Regions from separate parts of the Homo sapiens genome. Here regions 1, 2, 3, 4, 5 and 6 are each linked to region 7. A link is a contact called in ENCODE Hi-C or POLR2A ChIA-PET data. All regions are on one chromosome and are shown on one strand. The core of a region is the stretch at or near the end of the contact, and the rest is flanking DNA. Distances in the headings are between cores, read along the strand shown. Region 1 holds the start of TEF (TEF transcription factor, PAR bZIP family member). Region 2 holds the start of PHF5A (PHD finger protein 5A). Region 3 holds the start of XRCC6 (X-ray repair cross complementing 6). Region 4 has its middle 22 kb from the start of SNU13. Region 5 holds the start of SNU13 (small nuclear ribonucleoprotein 13). Region 6 holds the start of EP300 (EP300 lysine acetyltransferase). Region 7 holds the start of GTPBP1 (GTP binding protein 1).

Region 1 (2,700 bases), core at 67-2,566, 2.7 Mb before region 7:
TAACTCAACAGTGACAGCCACAGGGATGGGAGCCTCAGCATACACCCAGGAAAGGAAGAGAAATGGCATTTTAAAAAGGAAAATCCATTCCCCAGGCCAGACAACTCTCGAAGGCCTATCCCTTTCCCAAACCCTGAATAACTGATGGCTCTTGGAAATGCAAAGGTCTCACACTCAAAGTATACCTCAGTGCACCCACAACCCCACCACAGGCGGCCCTCCTGCTGCTCCCTGCACCCCATCTCCCAGGGCGAAAAACAAGGCCAGACCTGCTTTCCGTATACGCCCCAGTGACGTTCCTGGCCTAGGCAAAAAGATGAAGCTCAGTCCTGCCGCCGTGGCCCCAGAATCTAAGGGTCAGCCCCAACCAACCAGGCGAAGGGCCTCAGTGGACTCATCTGACCCTCATCGTTTCTCTGCTTGGCCCAAAACTCCCCTCCCAAGGCGCCTCACACTACTCGCCCACACCCCCCCCACCCGCTCAGCAGAAGCCCCGCAACAGAAAGGCTCCCGTTGGACCTAGTAGCTGGCGCTACTCACACCCAGGGAGGAAGCCAGGTCCCTCCGGGAGGGGTAAGGCCACGTACGATGACAGTTCGCTACCCTAGGCCTGCGCTTCCTAAACTTTGGTGTACTTGGAAAATAATGGGGGTGCGGTGGGGTGCTCCTTAAAATGCAAGACCCCTGTCCCAGTGACCGCAGATTGGGTGGGGCGCAGGAACCAGCAATTTAAACAGGCATCCCGAGTGACTCCGATGCAGGTGGCCCCGGGGGAGGGGCCCTGGAGCGTCATTTAAGTGACTGCTCCCGATCCCCTTCCGCCTCCTCAAAACCTCTCCCCACCCTCTCCCGCCAGACCCACCGTCTCAGCCCGCCCCTGACCCTCTGTCCTCAGCCCCCCGGCCTCGTCCTCCAGGCTCCTGGTCATCCAGGCCCCATCCCCCTCCGCTGGACCACTGCTCCCTGACCCACTGCCTCCCCGGCCCCGCCCTCACGAGGCCCCGCCCCTGTATAAGCCCCGCCCCCAGCCCGCGCGGACCACCCCCCCGCCCTCACCGAGGCGCGCCTCGCGCGGGGGGTTCTCCATCAGCTTCTTCAGGACCAGGGGGAAGGACCCCGACAGGCCCCTTTCCCCAGCTGCGCGCCCCGGCCCCGGACCGGGTCCTGCCTGCGGGTCCACAGGCGGCTTCTTTCCGCCGCCCGCGTCGGACATCGTGCCCCGGACTCGGCTCGCGCACCTCGCCTCCCCCGCCCGCCCCCCGAGATGGGCCGGAGCCGTGCGACCCGCTGCAGCTGCCGACACGGGCAGCTACTGCGCAGGCGCCCAATGGCGCCCCCGCCTCCTTCCATCGCTACCCCGCCTGCGGACCGGCTCTGGCACATTAATTATTCATGAGGCCAGGCCAGCTTCCCCGGATCGTTGCTCTGGATTGGTCCAGCCTGCGAGAGGGGCAGGCGCAGATCCTCGGGCCGTGATTGGTCGGGCAGCCGGGATAAGATAGACACGTGCGGGGCCAGGTGAGGACCCTCGCGGAGGCCCCGCCCCGCCGCCCCTGTGTCCCCTGATTGGCGCCTGCTGGAGTCTTTGTGGTGGGCCTTCCTCGGCGCGGTCCCTTCCCTCCTACCAGTGTTCCCCCTTCACCGCCCTCTTCATAACCCCCGCCCTCCCCAACCACCGCAGCCTCTCCCTCTTGTCCCCGACTTGCAACCTTCCCGACGCGCCACCGAAGAGGGGCGGAGCTCGGAGCGGCCAGGCCGGCCAAAGCGACCTATCCGAGCTCCTGCTCGCGCGGCGTGTCCACCCCCCGCGGGTCACGTGGAGCCGCAGCCGAGTCTGGTCGCGGGGGGAGGGGGCAGAGGAGGAAGGCGCGGGAACAGCCAATGGAGGGCGGGGGCGGGGCCCGGGGCGGTGCACGAGGCGCCGCACGTGCGGGGCTGTGGCGGGGCGGGAGGGGAAGGGAGGGACGGGTCTTTTTGTTCTGGGGACTCTGCCCAGGGTCGCGGGGCAGGGACGCTGAGCTTAGCCCGCACTTCTGCTCCCACGCGACCCAGAGGTCGCCTGAGGGCAGGGCCGGGGACCGCGACCTGCCAAGTCGTAGGGATGGCCTGAGCAGGCTTGGCCGCCCTAGAGCGGGGTGTCGGGTTGCCCACGCATCCAGATCAACACTAGCGTGGAGGGAGCATTCCTGAAGCTCTGACCTGAGCCAGGGCCCGAGTACATGTTTCCGCCCTCCCACTTACTAGCTTATGACCTTGGGAAAGTCCGGTTGCTTCACTGGAGCTTGTTTCCTCGGCCATAAAATTAAGAGGTTGGGCTAGAGAATCTCCACAGTCCCAAACAGATGTGAAATTCTTTTCCTTTCTAGAACTCTCCCTTCTTTTACCTAGAAAACAAAAACCTCCTTGACACCAGGTACCGATGCCACGTTTTGTGGGAGAACCACCTCCTCTCTTAAAATATAAAGCCTCCCCGGGAGTTCCGCAGAAATCCGTAAAAATGTAATATGTGGCGCGGTACACAAATGGAAAGCTGCTCCTAAACAGCGCTCAGAACTTTGTACCTCTTTATAGTACAGATCAGACTCCGCTGCAAACCCAGGCAACATTAGACTCCCCGCTTAACTCCCGGAAGGCAGAGAGCTTGGCTTGTTTATCCAGCATCCCTACAGTGGCCCAGCCCTTCTAGCAGGAGGGGTTGGG
Region 2 (2,700 bases), core at 25-2,524, 2.8 Mb before region 7:
TGTGAGGGCAGGCTGACATAAACAAGAACTGAGTGGTGGTAGGGCCCATGCTTCTGCCACAGCACTTCGGTGACACTCTTGAGAATCAGAACTTTCACCTACTTTCTACCAGCTTTATCATCTATCAAATGAGAAAAACCACCTCATTCCTACGATTACAGGAATCAAATAATATTATGAAGAATTAAAACAGGCCTCAAATCTTGTGCAAAGGTGAGAGACTATTATTATATTATTTACTACGTATGGGCCCAGAAGACCGCCCCCCTCCCCGACATTCCACGTTCCGCAGGGTCCTCAAAAGGTGGTACAGGGTCCTAGTTTCTTCTCCAGACTCCAGGCCTGGCAACCGTAGATGCTGTCATGCCTCTGTTGCTAAGAGATGGGAAGTGAGGCCTCAGGAACTGGGCCTAGAAGACTCAACAACGACCGCGCCCCCTAGTCACCTTGTCCTCACCTTGAGGAATGGAAACACACCCCACGGGAGCAGGCAATGCTGTCCTCAAAAAGAAGAAAGAGGTGCCTCCGCTCTTCACCCGGCCGCCGCTGCTTGGGCCCACGCTTCTTGCGAGGCAGGGACAGGGCCAGGAAAGCTGACTGTGCCGGGGACGCCTTGACCTAGGGCACCAGAGAAGCGGGCACGGGTGCCGGGCCCACAACCGGGACAGGTACACGAGAAGTTGGCCCCAGGTTGGGCCCGCCTCGCCCTGCCTCGCCCACAGCCGCCGGCACAGTAGGAGGCACCCCGCCCCCGTGAACCCAGAGGTCCCTGAGCTCGCTCACCTGCAGCCGAGTCACCAGTAGGCTGTAGGGCGCCATTTTGTGCACTGACAAAGATGAGGTCGCATTAAAGTGACGTCCCACACGGCGCCTTTAAAGCCTTTGGGCAGGGGCGTGCCCGGAAGAGTGGGGCGTCACGGTGAAGGCGAGGCCTCCCTAGAGGCGCCAGAACCCTGTGAACGCAATGGGCGGAGCTCACGTGCAACGAACAGACACGCAAGAGGAAATCGGACTGCCCAAAGACACTTGCAGAAATAGATACCAAGCACAAAGATGTTTTACCCAAGAACAAATTTTAGTTATCTCCGCCATCCAAATCTGGGAGAGTTTTTAAGAGTTTCATGCACCTGCCAGGACCTGGCCGCCCAGCAGCGACAAAAACTCGCGCGAGAGCAAGACGGGCCTGGTGCAAGGATTGTAAACTGACGGAAGCTTAGAGAACCAATCACAGCGACGTGGAGGCAGGAACAATGGGGGTTAAAGGTCGGACGGAAGTTCCCGAAGCTTCCGGTGGCCGGCTTAGTTAGGAGCTATGGCTAAACATCATCCTGATTTGATCTTTTGCCGCAAGCAGGCTGGTGTTGGTGAGACTGCGCCCTACCCCTGGCTGTCTGGGCAGGGGTGGTATTAGGAGCTGGGGGGTCGGGGGTTCCCGTCTCTTCCTTAGGGGCTTGCCTCGCAGGCGCCACGTTTCCCGCCTCTCAGGCGCGGGGTGTTGTAGGAGCGCGCAGGTTTGTGGCCTCTGATGAGAAGAGGGCGGGGGTGCGCGTGCTGGGAGCCCCAGGCAGGTATCGGGGGGTGGGGTCTGAACCAGGTCCAGAGAAACTCTGAGCTTGCCCAGGGCGTTGGAGGAGATTCAGGAGGGTGCTTGGATGTAGGTTTGGTTCATATGGAAATTTGTAATGATAAAATGGCTATCCGCAGGTCTCACTCACTGCAGTCCTTACTCATGTCCCTACCCCCAGCTCGAGGATGTACTTCTCCTCTTTCTCAAAACCTTTATTCTAATTGTACTTTTTACCATCTTTCATCTTGCAGCCATCGGAAGACTGTGTGAAAAATGTGAGTGGAACACACCGTCCCAACAACCCACCCTTCCCACTCCCAGTTTTCTGTGGAACCAGCAAAAGTGCCACAAAGAGGGCTTTGAGTAGATGTGCCTGGAAGTATGTGAACACTGAATGCTGCACTTTAGCCAAAGGCCCCTCTAACTCCCCACTGCCGCTTGCACATTTAACGCTGTATCTCTCTAGTTTTCAACGGGAAGAATCGCCAGAGTAGCATGACCCCTCCCCAACACACAGCACTTTGCCAGCAATTATACAGGCTTATCATCTCCGAGGTGCTTTTCTAAGCTCTTCACATATGTTAATTGGTAAACTTTTGTATGTGTTGAGGGGCTTGAGATGGACACTGGGGAAACCAAGTTTTGTGATGCCAAGAGGAGGGCCCTAAAGTCACTGTCAAAAGGAGACTAGTGTATTTCCCAGGAGACTAGTATATTTCCCCATGGCAGGAGATAGCAGAGGACTGAAGAACTTGTGAGCATGACTCCATTCTCTTCCTTACAGGTGATGGCAAGTGTGTGATTTGTGACTCCTATGTGCGTCCCTGCACTCTGGTGCGCATATGTGATGAGTGTAACTATGGATCTTACCAGGGGCGCTGTGTGATCTGTGGAGGACCTGGGGTCTCTGATGCCTATTATTGTAAGGAGTGCACCATCCAGGAGAAGGACGTAAGTGTACAGCTTTCCATCTGACCTTTCCTCCTTTTGTTTAGTAACACTTTGCCATCCACTGCAATCTCCTATGGTCTATGGAGATTACTGTGTTCATCTAGTCATCTAGGTTATAATTTCTTCAAGTTCTGTGAGTCAAACTGGGTGTAGTCCAATAAAAGGCAGTTATTTTGCATCAA
Region 3 (2,700 bases), core at 134-2,633, 2.9 Mb before region 7:
TGAGACACCGCGCCTGGCCGTTTCTCATTTTTAATAAAAATATTCAAAATTTTTCTGCTCAGGAGTTAAATTAACCAGTATGAAGATTACATGTACCCCTATTTCTCTTCCTTTGTTTTATGTGTTACTGTGTTGCCTGCACATACACTCCCAAACGTGGAGGCTATAGTGAGGGAATCAATCACTTTCCTGTAACTGTGTTGCTTGCGTTTATTCTTTGGTTGGTGTAGTTATTGCAGGGTGGGGGCATTTTTACACTGAGGTCCTGGAATGGTAACACTACTTTCCTGGATGAGAAGGGTCTCACCTGAACCACTTAAGATGACAAAAAATACCTATGGTCATGGCCATTTATCAGGGACCAAAAGATGTCAAACTACCAGTGTCCAAAAAAAACTTAGGGCACACTAGAGTAAGATCTGCATATAAGAGCCTAGGGTAGCTCTGCGAAGTTCAAAGGAAGAAAAGAATTTCAGAATTATCTGGGAGGAGAAGGGCAGGCCATCAAACAGCAAAGTCCATCCAGCAGAGATAGGCAGGGAAGGTCTTTCTTCCACACACCGAATGGCACTACATGCTGAAGTCACTTACCACTTGCTTCAAGGTTCTCTTCTTGTTCTTCCTCTGCTTCTTCATCGCCCTCGGTTTTGTAATATGACTCCCACCCTGACATGTTGGCTACTGCTCACTAGGCGAAAGACGTTAACGTCAGTAACAGGCAAATTTAAATCGAAAAAATACCGACCTCTAGGTTCTTGTGAGATCTGTTCTAAAAGCTTGGTTAGTAGTGAGGAATGTGGACGGTAAATCCTGCTGCCTCGAAAGCTCGGCAGTCGGACTGCATGTAAATGCGCATGGGGGCCATCCCAGTAGCTGCCTCATCTCAGCTATCCCTCACGTTTCAGGGCCGGCGGCGGCCCGCGGAAGCCAGATCCCGGAGGTCCCGCCCCCGACGCCATTTAGACGGTGAGGGATTCCCGCTCCAGGATTCTATGCTGACTAACGGACCCCCTCGTCCTCAATACCGCCCAAAAACCTCCCCAAATTCCTCAATCACGCCCAATGAGATCTCAAACGCAGACAGGCCTCAAGCGCAGGCGGGCCGCAAGCGCAGGCGGGCCTCAAACGCAGGCGGGCCTCAAACGCGAGGTGCCGCCTCCTTCCCGAGGAAGGAGCGTGGTCTCGAGTCTGTCGCTGCTCCTCGGATTCGCACACTTAAGGCTAACGCTAACCCTCTAGCAAGGCTATGGGGGCGCGCGAGACCGACCGAGCGAAGCGGGACGAGGCCAGGCCTAGCTGGCGAACAACACAAATGGATAACGGCCCGCTTACCTTTGGCGCAGGGAAGCGACCAACTTGGACAGAAGACGACAATCCACGCATGCGCGGGCCCTGTACTCGGTCCCAATCAACGCCCTCTACGTCATCACGCATGTGCGCACTATATCGCGTCAGGCTGGCACGCACACTCCCCAACCAGCTTCTACCTATGTCCCTGACGAAAGCCAACCCATCAGCGAGAGCCCCGCCCCCTTCGGCAAAGCCCCGCCCCTTCCTACGTCAGGACTGTAAGCACATGCGCAAAAGTGCATCCCTGCCCCCGCCCCCTCTTCCGTGTGGGCCCTCCCTGTCCCCTCTCTGTCACCTCACAGTAGTCGTTGCCGGTAGCGGGTGTGGGGGCGCGAGCAGCGCAGGGCGGCCTCTCCCCCACCCCTCAGCCCGGGCCCGGGCTCGGTCCCCCCCTCTCCCTCCGCTTCGCACTCCCGTCGGGTACGGGAAGGTCCAAGCCGCTGCCGGGTGCCCGAGGGCCGTCGTGGCCGCCGTCGCCACGGGTCCCAATGGAGCCGCCGAATCTCTATCCGGTGAAGCTCTACGTGTACGACCTGTCCAAAGGCCTGGCCCGGCGGCTCAGCCCCATCATGCTGGGTGAGGGGGAAGGGGCCAGGTGGGCAGGAGGGCGGGAGCCAGGCCAGAGGGTGGCGGCTGGCCGAGGTGGGGAGACTTGGGCCACGACTCACGGGGAGACACATGGCCAGGAGGATGGAAGAAAAGCCGAGTGGAGAAGAGAGTGGTCTGAAGTTTGGGCCATCTGAGCCCCGCTTTAGCCTCGCAGATACCATCCTCACGTTTGAATTCAAGGGGAAGGGATGGAGGAGTCATGCCTCCACCTTGCAGGGGGCTTGGGCAGAAACCGAGCCCTCGAGAGCCCCTTCGACGAGGGTGTGGGGTAAACCAGCGCTGGATCCCGGCGGGTTCTCTGCCTCGCTCGGGTAGCCCAGTGCACTCCTGCCTCCTTGGCGCGGTGTAGGAAAGGTGAGGATGCCTGCCGCGCGGTGCCCCTCGTGGTGACAGAGACACTGCGGAGGTCGGGTGGCTCTCGGAGAACCTTGTCTCAGTGCCAAAAGGAAGCTCCCTTTGCAGTCCCAGGGATAGGTGGGATGGGGGAGATAGAGCTGCCTAGGGACCCAGCCATCGCCCCCAGGTAGGTCAAGTCAGGATAAGAGGAGCCCCGAACTCCAGAATTCACCAAGCAGTCTTCTCCCCACAGTTTCTAAGTTAATTGCTTTTGCTCAAATGGCAAGAAAGCAGTTTTGGGGGAAGTTTGGATGAGGCTGTGTGAATAAGGATTAGTAAAGAAAGTATTTCGGTTGTGCTCCATTAAACTACTTAACTGGCAGGAGAAAAACCAGCCCTCATTCA
Region 4 (2,700 bases), core at 92-2,591, 3.0 Mb before region 7:
AGGCAGGCAGATCATGAGGTCCAGAGTTGGAGATCAGCCTGGCCAACATGGTGAAACCCCTTCTCTACTAGGAATACAAAAATTGGCTGGGCATGGTGGCACATGCCTGTAATCCCAGCTACGTAGGAGACTGAGGCAGGAGAATCACTTGAACCCGGGAGGTGGAGGTTGCAGTGAGCTGAGATGGTGCCACTGCACTCCAGCCTGGGCGACAGAGCAAGACTCCATCTCAGAAAAAAAAAAAAAAAGAAAGAAATGGTCATGTTTGTCTTCTGGATCTTTGTAGTCATAAATAAATAAATAAACAAACAAACAAATAAATAAATAAATGGTCATGCTAAAATTGCAGGGTAGCGAGGAACACTAGAAGTGCTGGCATGGCCCACGAGCCGCCTGAGTCCTCAGAAGATAGAAGTCCACGTAGGATTTGCTTCCATACATGATGCAGAGAAGGTTGCATCAGGGTCCTTACAGTCAGGGGCAGTGTGGCTTAAACAAGAAAGGCTGAATACATAGCTCCCGTTCCAGTAAAACCTGGGTGTGTTTCCTCTCCTAATACGGATGCTAATGAGGATGGAATTTCTGGATAGTCGGCAGGGAGAGGAAGTGGATGACTAATCTCCCTCAGAGCTCGTGGTCCTGCCCTGCCTTTCTTCTGTTTTTTTTGTTTACTTTTTTGTTTTGTTTTGTTTTGAGGTTGGAGTGCATTGGCGCGATCTCTGCTCACTGCAACTTCCGCCGCCCGGGTTCAAGCGATTTTCCTGCCTCACCCTCCCGAGTAGCTGGTATGATAGGCGCCTGCCACCACGCCCGGCTAATTTTTGTATTTTTGGTAGAGACGGGGTTTCACCGTGTTAGCCAGGATGGTCTCGAACTCCTGACCTCAGGTGATCACCCCCACCTCAGCTTCCCAAACTGCTAAGATTACAGGCGTGAGCCACCGCGCCCGGCCTCTTCTGGTTTTCAACAAGACATTAAAACAAGACATTACAGAAGGGGAAAGGCTGAGAGGTAAAAGGCTCATCTTCCCAAGTAACCGCAGTTTTCGTTGAGTGTCATTCCAGACGTTCCCTCTGCACCTGGCCTAGAAGTAAACAGACATATGTGCATCCGTGTGTTTGTTTCAGTTTTGGCCAAACGGATTCGTGTTCTCGAGCTGCTGCGGCGGCCACAAGGAACCCGGATGCCGCTGAGCTTAGCCCGCCAGACTCTCCGGCTTATGGCTCCCAGGCCCAGGCACCCGGCCTGCCTCGTCCGTGGCGCGCATGCGCAGGCCCAGATCGGCGCTCCGCGCCGGCTGTGTCGCCACCTGGCGGATGGAAGCGCGATGGCCGCGGTAGAAGTCAAGCGCCAGAGGGCACTCCATGCGGATACCCAAATCTGAGGTTGCCCAAGTCCCTGATGTAACATGGCGCAGTATTTGCATATGAACTACGCACGGCCTCCCGGATACTTTAAATTATACTCTAGATAATTTACGATACCTAATAAAATGTAAATGCTATGTCAATAATTGTCATACTGTATTATTTATGGAATAATGACAATTTTGTTGTTGTTGAGACAGAGTCTCGCTCTGTCGCCCAGGCTGAAGTGCAGTGGCGTGATCTCGGCTCACTGCAACCTCCTTCTTCCGGGTTCAAGTGATTCTCCTGCCTCAGCCTCTCGAGTAGCTGGGATTACAGGTTCCCACCACCACACCCGGCTAATTTTTTTATTTTTAGTAGTAGAGATGGGGTTTCACCACGTTGGCCAGGCTGCTCTCGAACTCCTGACCTCAGGTGATCCGCCCTCCTCGGCCTCCCAAAGTGCTGGAATTACAGGCGTGAGCCACCGCGCCCGGCGGGCTAATGACAAAATTTAAAGTCTGGCCCGGCGCGGTGGCTCACACCTGTAATCCCAGCATTGTGGGAGGCCTGGCCGGGTGGATCACCTAAGGTCAGGAGTTTGAGAGCAGCCTGGCCAACATGGTGAAACCTCGTCTCTACTAAAAGTAAAAAATTAGCCAGGTGCGGTGTTGTGCGCCTGTAATCCCAGCTACTCGGGAGGCTGAGGCAGGAGAATCGCATGAACCCAGGAGGCAGATGTTGCAGGGAGCCAAGATCGCGCCACTGCACTCCAGCCTGGGCGACAAGAGCAAGAGTACAGACGCAGCCATCGATTTTTTCCCCAAGTTTTATTTATTTATTTATTTATTTATTTTGAGGCAGAGTCTCGCTCTGTTGCCCAGGCTGGAGTGCAGTGGCGCGATCTCGGCTCACTACAACCTCTGCTTCCCAGATTCAAGCGAGTCTCCTGCCTCAGCCTTCCGAGTAGCTGGGATTACAGGTGCACGCCATCATGCCCGGCTAATTTTTTGTATTTTTAGTAGAGATGGGGTTTCACCATGCTGGCCAGGCTGGTCTCGAACTCCTGACCTCGTTATCCGCCTGCCTGGGCCTCCTAGTGTTAGGATTTCAGGCGTGAGCCAGCACGCCTGGCCCCCAAATATTTTTGATCCATGTAGGTTGAATCCATCGATGTGGAGCCTGCGGATGCAGAGGGCCAACTGTATCTATTGAGTGCCATGTTCTTTTACGTATTTTCTCATTTTCACCATGTGACGTTATTATAAGAATGTGGAAGCTAAGGCTCAAAATGCCTCATAAACTGCCCAAGGTCACTTGTATATATGATGGCACTAAGATGTAAATTTGCTAA
Region 5 (2,700 bases), core at 185-2,684, 3.0 Mb before region 7:
TTTCTTTCTTCCTATGAAATACTTGGATCTGCCTGTCCTTCTATTATCAAACATTTAATGAACACTGTATTGAATACATGTATTCTTGTTTAACCACTCAACATGCCTTTCTCGTTGCTTGCAGTATCCTGATTTCCTGTGGGGGAATTACTTTTCCCATCTTAGGATCAGTGTTGGTGGGAAAATAAATGTTACCCTGAAGACTCTTTTACCCAAAAGTTCTATTCAAAATATTAAATATCTGAGCAGGCAGGGACGTCAGCCAATTATAATGAGCCAGGCCTTAACTGTTTAGTGGCTGGAATTTTTTTTTTTTTTTTTGAGACCGAGTTTCCACTCTTGTTGCCCAGGCTGGAGTGCAATGGCGCGATCTCGGCTCACTGCAACTTCCACCTCCCAAGTTCAAGCGATTCTCCTGCCTCAACCTCCCGAGTAGCTGGGATTACAGGCATGCGCCACCACGCCCGGCTAATTTTGTATTTTTAGTAGAGACGGGGGTTTCTCCATATTGGTCAGGCTGGTATCGAACTCCCAACCTCAGGTGATCCGCCCGCCTCAGCTTCCCAAAGTGCTGGGATTACAGGCGTGAGCCACCGCACCCGGCCCTCTTTTTTTTCTTCTTTTTTTTGAGACGGAGTCTCACTCTGTTGCCCAGGCTGGAGTGCAGTGTGCAGTGGTGCGATCTCGGCTCACTGCAAGCTCCGCCTCCGGGGTTCACGGCATTCTCCTGCCTCGGCCTCCCGAGTAGCTGGGACTACAGGCGCCCGCCACCATGCCCGGCTAATTTTTTGTATTTTTAGTAGAGACGGTTCACTGTGTTAGCCAGGATGGTCTCGATCTCCTGACCTAGTGATCCGCCTGCCTCAGCCTCCCAAAGTGCTGCGATTACAGGCGGGAGCCACCGCACCCGGCCGGCCTTTTTTTTTTTTTTTTTGAGAGTCTCGCTCTGTCGCCTCAGCTGGAGTGCTAGAGTGCAGTGGCATGATCTCAACTTACTGTAGCCTCCACCTCCGGGGTTCAAGCGATTCTCCTGCTTCAGCCTCCTAAGTAGCTGGGGTTACAGGCGCCCGCCACCACGCCTGGCTAATTTTTGTATTTTTTAGTAGGGACGAGGTTTCGCCATGTTGGCCAGGCTGGTCTCGAACTCCTGTCCTCAGGTGATGCGCCCGCCTCGGCCTCCCAAAGTGCCGGGATTACAGCCATAAGCCGCTGCGGCCGGCCGGTGGGTTACTTTTTGAATGTTTAATTCATTGTTTCTGCCAATAATTTGTACTAGGCAGCTCATAAGAACGCCAAAGTACGTTCCTTCTTCGACACAGGGCCAGTTTCCGCGCCAGTGCCCCCGTAGAGGGCGGGGCCCACTCGCTCGCGTAGCGTCACCTTCGCTTCCTGCCGCGCGGGGCCATTTCCGCTGCTGCTTCTGTGAGTTTTTCCGGTGCACGCGAGTGCTTCTGAAACGTCAGCTGCGCTCCCCTAGGAGTGCTGAGCCCGCGGAACCGCAGCCATGGTGAGTGCGTGCGCCGGCCGAGGGACCGGGAAGCGGGAGACTCAGGGTTGCGTTCACTCCCTAGCCTGTTAGATGGAGGCTTAGAGCCTGCGCCGTCTCATCCGCCGGCGTTGGGTCTTAACCGCCGGGCCCTTAGTTAGAACCCCAGCAGCGGCGGGGTCCCAGCAGCCTGGCCCGAGGTTAGAACTCAGGAAACCTTAGGATCCCCGCAGCTGTGTTGCTTTGCCGCACGGTCTGTTTGCTTGGCAAAAGGCCTGCAGCGAGCGGAGGGGGCATGGCCCAGCCTGGGAGAAAGAGACCAACCCACGTGGGAGAGGGCAAAAAGTTGGGTGAAGAAAACTTGGCTCCAACTTTTTTTTTTCCTTGTTTCTTTTCATACGAAATCTACGATGGCGTGGGACCCTGGGATTCGGATCAACCTCTCCTACCCACCCTACCTCACCCCACCCCCGTTGCTGGGGTTCAGGAGGAGATCTCCCATGGGTCTGCGCTTAGTGCCCGCCGCGAGTCACACGCGCCAGGGACCTAGAGGAGCCTTTGGCATTTGGGGGCTGTGGGGAACATGAAGTGAGCGCGACTCACGGCCTGGAGTGCAGGAAAGGCTTCTCCTGCAAGGCGGTGGCTTCAAAAACCAGAAGTCTGGTAGCACCACGTGCGGCGTCTCTAAACTCTTGGTCGTCTCTGACTTTTAAACATCTAGGGAAAGTTCTAAAACGTGTGTCCTGGCGTAGTAGTTTTGGTTGGCACTTGGTGAGGAGGGAAGAATTTGTAAAGCACTGTAACTTCTATAGTTAATCCTTCCAGTGGAGCTTGGATCCCGGCGGTAGCACTCCCCACAAACCTCCTCCCATGCATTTTGAAGCTTAGTACGTGGCTGAGCCTAGAACTTGAAGCTTCCAAACTCAGTGCTCGCTTTAACGCAGCTCCCTGAAACGTTTTGGAATCGGATGGTCTCAGGTTGAACTTTGCAGTTTTCCTCAACTGTAAAATGGGGATGACAGTGCATGAGGGTGTTGTGAGGATCAAATGAAATAAAGCATGGTAAACATCTAGTCCTGATGCTTGGTACAGAGTAAGCACGCAGTATTTGTTGTTCAATCAAAACCTTGCAAGTTTTGGCTGTCTGGTGTACAGCGAAACCAAACTGATCATGCTAGGTAGGGATTTAGGTTGGCTGGTGGTATGATATCATT
Region 6 (2,700 bases), core at 165-2,664, 2.4 Mb before region 7:
CTCCAAGTATGTTTAAAAGTGTAAAAAGACAAAGACACACACAAACACCAAACCTAATGCACATTTTAAACTTTTGTACAATCAGTTCACGTTTGTAGTTCATGATTGGAACTCTTTCAACTTCTAACCTTGATTTCCAGGTACGTAACTCCACAAAATTGTTTATCTTATTTCCCCTAAAATGAGAAAGTGACTGCAAACTGCAAAGAACATGCCCCTGTTCTCCCAACCTAAAAACCCAGAGTTTCAGACATTTTGGTCTCACACCAAAGAACTGGGAGATGTGAAATGAACTGCGCTCCATATTGATTCTTAAAGCAAATAAGAAGAAAAAGGAAAAAAAAGCTAAGAATGGTAGGTAAGATAAAAGAATTGTTAAACTTCACCTCTAACCTGAAATCTTGGACCTCGCACACACAAAATCAAGATTTTTTTACACCCTATTCCTCAACAGAAAATATTCTGCAAAGGAGAGAAAATTTCGAAGAGTGGAAAGTAGAGGAAACACAGTAAGTACAGTAAAGAGAAAGGATTCGAAATTCATTTGCCAAGAACAAAAAAAATGAAACTTAAATTGCATAGGAGCTCTTACACACAAATGCATTGGCATTTCCCAAATTAAATTGCATGAGAGCAACAATACAGGCCATTTCTATATAGCACCCACTTACGAGCTCTAATTCCAGAACACACACCGATATGACATAGTGTTGCAATCAATGTATTAGGAGGCAAAGAAAATGGTTGGGCTACTGGACGTCTTCGACCAGCTCATTCAAATACCTTTAAAATTAATTAAGGGGCAGGGAACTAGAGAGAGAGGAAGAAAAAAAAAATGGAAGAATAAAGGCGCACCGAGTAGAAAAGATTAAAGGGAACGTGGAAGGCCGGGGCTGCCGAAACTAACCTGTGCCATCGCTGGCGGACGCCGAGAGGGCCGGAGATGAGAGTTTAGGCCGCTTGGCTGAAGGCGGCCCCGGTTCCACCACATTCTCGGCCATTTTTAATTCTTTCGGAGATACAAGCGAGGAAAACCAGAATCCTCAGGAAATCTCTTCTTCGGCCCGGGGTCCCCGCGCCGCACCCAGGGGTGGGCTGGGGGGCTCCGACGGCACCCGAGGGGGTGGGGGAAGTTCCTTTTTCTCTTCGCCGGGTCGCAGTGGCTGGAGAGGGATGCGGACTCGATAGAAAAGGTAAGGGCAAGTGCGAGGGGCCGGGCCTGGGCCCAAGCCCGGAGGAGGGCACAAGAGCACAAATTCGCCGAGCGCGTCCGCTGCGGCGAATTCCCGAGAACTCGCGGCTCTAGAGGCGCAGTCCCCGGCCCGCCACGGCCGGCCCCTGCCCAGCCGAGGTCTCTCGGAGCTCCGCCGCCGCCATCAACCTCTTCCTCCTCGGCGCTGTCCTCCTCCTTCTCATCGCCACAAGGAGGCGGGGGCGAAAAGGGGGGAGAGGAGGAGGCGACAAGAGACACTCACCTCCTCCCGGTGCCCCCTCCCGGGCCTGCGCCCCCACCCTCCGAACCCTCCTCCTGCCGCCGCGCTCCGCGCCGCCGCCGCCGCACCGGCCCCTAATGGCCGCAGAGAACTCGCCCGAGCCGAGAGCCAGGCTGGCGCCGCCGCCTCACATCGCGCGGCGGCCGGCGGAGGCGCGGCAAGGACGCCGGGAGCGGAGCTGGCCGGACCAGAGGGCCGAGGGGGCCGGGCCGAGCAGCGCCGCCCGCACGCCCGCGCCGACGCGGAGCCCACCGAGGAGGCCCCGCTCCGGCGGCGGCGCAGGCGGCCCCTCCTCGCGCCGCGCTCCCCTCCTTCGCCTTCCTTTCCCGCGGAAAATAAATAAATACGGCCGCTGCTACGGCCCCCACCGCCGGCGGCCAGGTGCTGGGAGCGCCCGCCCCCCGGGGCTCCGTTCGGGGCCGCCCGCGGCGGCGGGAGAAGACGCCGCGGGGCGCGGGGTTATGTAATGGTCCCCCCTAGGCGTCGACGCCGGCCCGGCTGCTGGACCGCGGTGGGGGTGTGTGCGGACGGGAGGGGGCTGGGGGTCGCCTCAGCCCGTGCGCCCCGGGCCCCCTGCCACTGTCTCGGCCCCTGCCGCCTCTCTCCGACCCGACTCCCCTCCGCACTCTCTGGCTCCCGCAGTTAGCACTCAGCCCGGCGTCCTGCTTGCCCACTCTCGCCCGCTCTCTCTCGCCCTCTCTCCCCCCCAGCCTAGCACACAAACAAGATGGCGGCTGTTGTTTCTTCCCTCTGCCGAATCCTCCTTACAGGCTAGCGGTAGCGGCGGCGGCCGGAAATGAGCCAAGGGGGGGTGGAAAAGGGGAGTGGCCGGGCCTCCGGAGGGGGGCGGGGCCTAGGCCCGAGCCGCTCACACAATGGGGGAAGTGGAGCCGGGGGCGGGGCCTGTCCCAATCACGGGATCCGCCCTAGGCCCCAACGCGGTTAGCGCTTCCGCAAACTCCCCCGGCGTCACCCTGTGGCTCCCTTTAAAGGGGAGGATTTTAAGAGTGGGGAGGATTTTAAGGGGGGAGGGGCGGGGGCGGACTCAGAATCTATTTTCAGTCGGTGGATAGTTACGAGGGAAGGTTCCTGCCTTTGGTCTCTGCGTAAGGGACCAGTGGGAACCGGGACGACGGAACCCCGGAGCTGCTCCGAGGAAGGCGCCAAGTCGCCACTCAGGTGGCCAAATGGGAGCGCCCGTAGGGCG
Region 7 (2,700 bases), core at 201-2,700:
GTTGAAAATAACTTGCTTAGGTTGCAGGGAAAGTTCCTCCCCAGTTTAGGACCAAGTTTCATGCAAATTTGCCGCCATAAACTATAAAAAGTCACAAACATTTTCAAAGCTGGATAAAATGTCTATCGTAACTATCCTACAAATGTAAGTGGTGGTATTGGTGTTCTATCTTTCACCCACTGCTATTTAATCTGCACAGGAAATTAGGAACTATCTCGTTCACTTCAAACATTTACTGAGTCTCTAGTATGCATCAGGCACTATTAGGTGTCTTCTTAAATATTTCTAATTTTTACAACCCATCTGTACTTTCTTAAGATGAGGTGGTTGGAGAACTGAAAGGTTAAGAAACTTTCCCAACGTCACAGAGCCTTTCGATGGTAGGGCAGGAAAGGGAACCCAGCCCTGTCTGACTCCCAAGTTGGCATTCTTTCCCTAAGGAACGTTAAGCACCTTCAAAACACCAGTCACATCTTGTATTTACTTTTCTATTCTTCACAATGTCAAGCCGTTGGCGAGGCCTTAATTCCTGCCTACCTTCTCGACAGCTCAAAAAACACGGTTTTAAACGTCCTTCACTGCTCCACTCATACAAGATGAGCTTCCACTCACAGGATAGCGAGACTAAGGAGCCTGACCATCTTTCCATTTTGTTTCGGGTGGCCTCGAAAAGTAGACATTCTCGGACATGCTCCTCCCCAGCTGAGCGACTACTTTCTGTTTCCTTTCCCGAGTCTGGGAAGAGACGCGGCGGCCACCCTGCCCTGGCCTCCGACTACCTGTCTTCATGAGCGTCTCGGCCCCCTGCCCGGGCCCCCTCGCCCCTCTGCTGTCCCGCGCGGTCCAGGGAGAGGAGACTCTCGGTCTCCGAATCCCCTCAAGTGGGGACCCGAAGAACGGGGAGGGGCACTGAGCGGGGACAGGGAACGCGCGGAGCGCAGCTGGCATCGGGCGCCCCCGTTCCACGTGGCAGAGCCGAGGGGTTACGATCTCGGCGGGAGACGGGAGGGCGGGAGGCTGGGTTGGCGACGCGGGGGAGCCAAGGTGGGTGCGGGGACCATGGGGACGGCCCCTCGCGCCGCGAACCCCCGCACGTCCCGGAGACTAGCAGGTGGGCGGGCTCGGCCCCTTCTTCCCGTTCCGCGCTCCCCGCGGACAGGGCGGCCGCTGGCCCCGCCGTCGCCCGGGAGACTGCTCGGCCAGCCGCCCGCTCCCCTCAGCGCCCGCCGCCGCCGCCCGGGCCTACCTTGCTGGTGAGGTCCAGCTCTGGCTCGCCGTTGAGCGCCTCGCCGTCCTCGCTGCAGTCCGAGTCAAAGCCGCCGTGGAGTCGGGCGGCGGCCGCCGCGGCCCTGGCCGCCCCCGGGGAGCTGGGCTCGGGGGCGAACATAGAGGCCGGGACCGGCGAGTCCATCGCGGAGCGACTGCGCTCCGTCGCCATCTTTAATAACTTAGGCTAATTCGTAGCCGGCTTCCCTCCCTCCCAGGCTCATTTGACTAATCTATGCACAGAGCCCCGCCCCGCTCCTTATCGGAATAATTTATGCAAAACTCCAGCCGCGTACTGGGTGACACGTACCTCTAGCTAAGAAACAGTCGACTAGGCCTCTCAGCCACCAATCCCTGCAGAGCTTTCAAGTACCTAATGAATAATTAATGAGGCCCAAATCCCAACAACAAATGTCTGAGACGTCACGCGCCCTGCTCCCAGCTTGGGAGGGGGCAGTACCGAGTCCCCGCTACCCGCCTGAAGCCTTCCCGCCAACGGAAGCAGAGAAGTGTCTGACTGACACAGCAGCCATCCAATGAGGAGAGAAATACAAACAACGTTACTCGTCAACGCCCCTTCACTCTCCTTGTTTCCAGAGGCGGTACTAAGCCTGCAAATCTTACTGCAAAACAGTAGGCGCTGTAAGCCTTCCGATGACGGACAAGGGCAGGACCCAATCGAGTCATAGAACAGGTCCCGCGCCTGGACCTGCTCATGGAGATAGTAAACTGCAAAATGAGCCTCCCACTCGATTCAGTGACTGAGGCAGTTGCTGGAACGCCGATGTCCAACGTGCTGGCATGCTCCAGGCAACTTTAATAGTAGGATCGATGCTGTAAGTTCCAAGAGTTGTAATACTATAGCAGCCAGAGTGAGGCAATAATTAAATGCTGACCTTAGGGAGAATTCTCCATTCACTGCCTTTGCGGAGGCAATCACACGAACTAAAAACAGAGGCAAGCAGCTAAAATTAAAAGCCAAAAAACACCTCACCACTTTTGTGGTGAACTGCTAAACCGAAATCTAGGGTCTCATAAGGTAGTTTCCTATGGATTATTTTTCCAGTGTCATCAGTTGTGAAAAGCCCCAACCCAAAATGCCATCAACACACGTTTTAGTGTCTTGAATTCCTGTTTCAAAAGCCGGAAAAGCCTAGGCCGTCATTGTTTGGCGAAATTAGGGATTAACCAACGTCTATGAATGTCGGCCTTGGCCACTCGAACCAGGCATCAAGCAAACAAGAGCATGTTTGAGAAGATAAGGAATCCAAGACTTAGGGTTTGGACCTAAACCCTAAATCTTTAGTGAGCAAGTGGCAGGATTGAAAATGGCTTTCAGTTTTGGGGATCTACCTGAGAAGAAAGAGACAGTCTCTTCTTGTCCCTGTTTTCCACTACTATCAAGTCTTATTTGCACAAACACAGCTGGGAATC

Evidence for each region. Hi-C counts contacts between places; a loop is a spot of excess contacts on that map. ChIA-PET counts read pairs that join two places held with the same protein, here RNA polymerase II (POLR2A). Pooled maps may share reads with other maps.
Region 1: a loop to region 7 is called in a pooled map, with 18 times the contacts of the local background. The contact joins the promoter of TEF here to the promoter of GTPBP1 in region 7. A Hi-C loop is called at or near these places in 1 of 168 maps with a recorded cell type or tissue (posterior vena cava) and 10 of 50 pooled maps. POLR2A ChIA-PET finds 5 or more read pairs at or near these places in 2 of 52 experiments (A673 and activated T-cell).
Region 2: a loop to region 7 is called in a pooled map, with 11 times the contacts of the local background. The contact joins the promoter of PHF5A here to the promoter of GTPBP1 in region 7. A Hi-C loop is called at or near these places in 4 of 50 pooled maps.
Region 3: a loop to region 7 is called in a pooled map, with 13 times the contacts of the local background. The contact joins the promoter of XRCC6 here to the promoter of GTPBP1 in region 7. A Hi-C loop is called at or near these places in 8 of 50 pooled maps.
Region 4: a loop to region 7 is called in a pooled map, with 6 times the contacts of the local background. The contact joins the enhancer-like site here to the promoter of GTPBP1 in region 7. A Hi-C loop is called at or near these places in 1 of 50 pooled maps. POLR2A ChIA-PET finds 5 or more read pairs at or near these places in 3 of 52 experiments (CD4-positive, alpha-beta T cell, activated naive CD8-positive, alpha-beta T cell and endothelial cell of umbilical vein).
Region 5: a loop to region 7 is called in a map of ascending aorta, with 11 times the contacts of the local background. The contact joins the promoter of SNU13 here to the promoter of GTPBP1 in region 7. A Hi-C loop is called at or near these places in 1 of 168 maps with a recorded cell type or tissue (ascending aorta) and 7 of 50 pooled maps. POLR2A ChIA-PET finds 5 or more read pairs at or near these places in 1 of 52 experiments (CD4-positive, alpha-beta T cell).
Region 6: a map of CD8-positive, alpha-beta T cell shows a loop between it and region 7 (6-fold over the local background). The contact joins the promoter of EP300 here to the promoter of GTPBP1 in region 7. A Hi-C loop is called at or near these places in 1 of 168 maps with a recorded cell type or tissue (CD8-positive, alpha-beta T cell), 1 of 37 single-sample maps with no recorded cell type and 13 of 50 pooled maps.

What each region holds. Positions count from the first base shown.
Region 1 is chr22:41,380,558-41,383,257 of GRCh38, reverse strand. It overlaps TEF (TEF transcription factor, PAR bZIP family member), which reads right to left and starts at 1,316. Exons shown (of 4, transcript NM_003216.4): 1 at 1,057-1,316. The coding sequence starts at 1,213. It overlaps LOC105373042 (a long non-coding RNA gene), which reads left to right and starts at 1,347. Exons shown (of 3, transcript XR_938271.3): 1 at 1,347-1,518. RefSeq lists enhancers at 478-557, 1,339-1,633 and silencers at 768-1,467, 1,498-2,097.
Region 2 is chr22:41,467,266-41,469,965 of GRCh38, reverse strand. It overlaps PHF5A (PHD finger protein 5A), which reads left to right and starts at 1,274. Exons shown (of 4, transcript NM_032758.4): 1 at 1,274-1,364; 2 at 1,819-1,842; 3 at 2,352-2,518. The coding sequence starts at 1,313. ACO2 (aconitase 2) reads right to left here and starts at 849. Exons shown (of 18, transcript NM_001098.3): 1 at 784-849. The coding sequence starts at 819. RefSeq lists enhancers at 182-743, 744-1,305, 875-1,544.
Region 3 is chr22:41,619,978-41,622,677 of GRCh38, reverse strand. XRCC6 (X-ray repair cross complementing 6) reads right to left here and starts at 1,383. Exons shown (of 13, transcript NM_001469.5): 1 at 1,333-1,383; 2 at 592-688. The coding sequence starts at 673. DESI1 (desumoylating isopeptidase 1) reads left to right here and starts at 1,635. Exons shown (of 6, transcript NM_015704.3): 1 at 1,635-1,926. The coding sequence starts at 1,839. RefSeq lists a silencer at 1,615-1,884 and an enhancer at 1,616-2,217.
Region 4 is chr22:41,665,437-41,668,136 of GRCh38, reverse strand. No RefSeq gene overlaps it. Among named protein-coding and RNA genes, the nearest start is that of SNU13, 22 kb to the left of the region's middle. Within about 2 kb of position 1,341, at least 39 of the 41 ENCODE cell types and tissues checked have a DNase peak (open chromatin) inside an H3K27ac peak, as active enhancers do; they include CD4-positive, alpha-beta T cell and endothelial cell of umbilical vein, where a contact is called at or near this core.
Region 5 is chr22:41,687,601-41,690,300 of GRCh38, reverse strand. SNU13 (small nuclear ribonucleoprotein 13) reads left to right here and starts at 1,434. Exons shown (of 3, transcript NM_001003796.2): 1 at 1,434-1,507. The coding sequence starts at 1,505. It also overlaps the pseudogene C22orf46P. RefSeq lists enhancers at 1,335-1,514, 2,065-2,234 and a silencer at 1,754-1,953.
Region 6 is chr22:41,091,306-41,094,005 of GRCh38, reverse strand. EP300 (EP300 lysine acetyltransferase) reads right to left here and starts at 1,414. Exons shown (of 31, transcript NM_001429.4): 1 at 908-1,414. The coding sequence starts at 1,001. It overlaps MIR1281 (microRNA 1281), which reads right to left and starts at 1,493; the gene lies at 1,440-1,493. RefSeq lists an enhancer at 724-963 and silencers at 1,074-1,173, 1,354-2,123, 2,224-2,513.
Region 7 is chr22:38,704,694-38,707,393 of GRCh38, reverse strand. GTPBP1 (GTP binding protein 1) reads right to left here and starts at 1,450. Exons shown (of 12, transcript NM_004286.5): 1 at 1,247-1,450. The coding sequence starts at 1,438. RefSeq lists silencers at 802-941, 1,122-1,531, 1,852-2,001 and enhancers at 635-1,320, 1,622-1,771, 1,321-2,006, 2,007-2,692.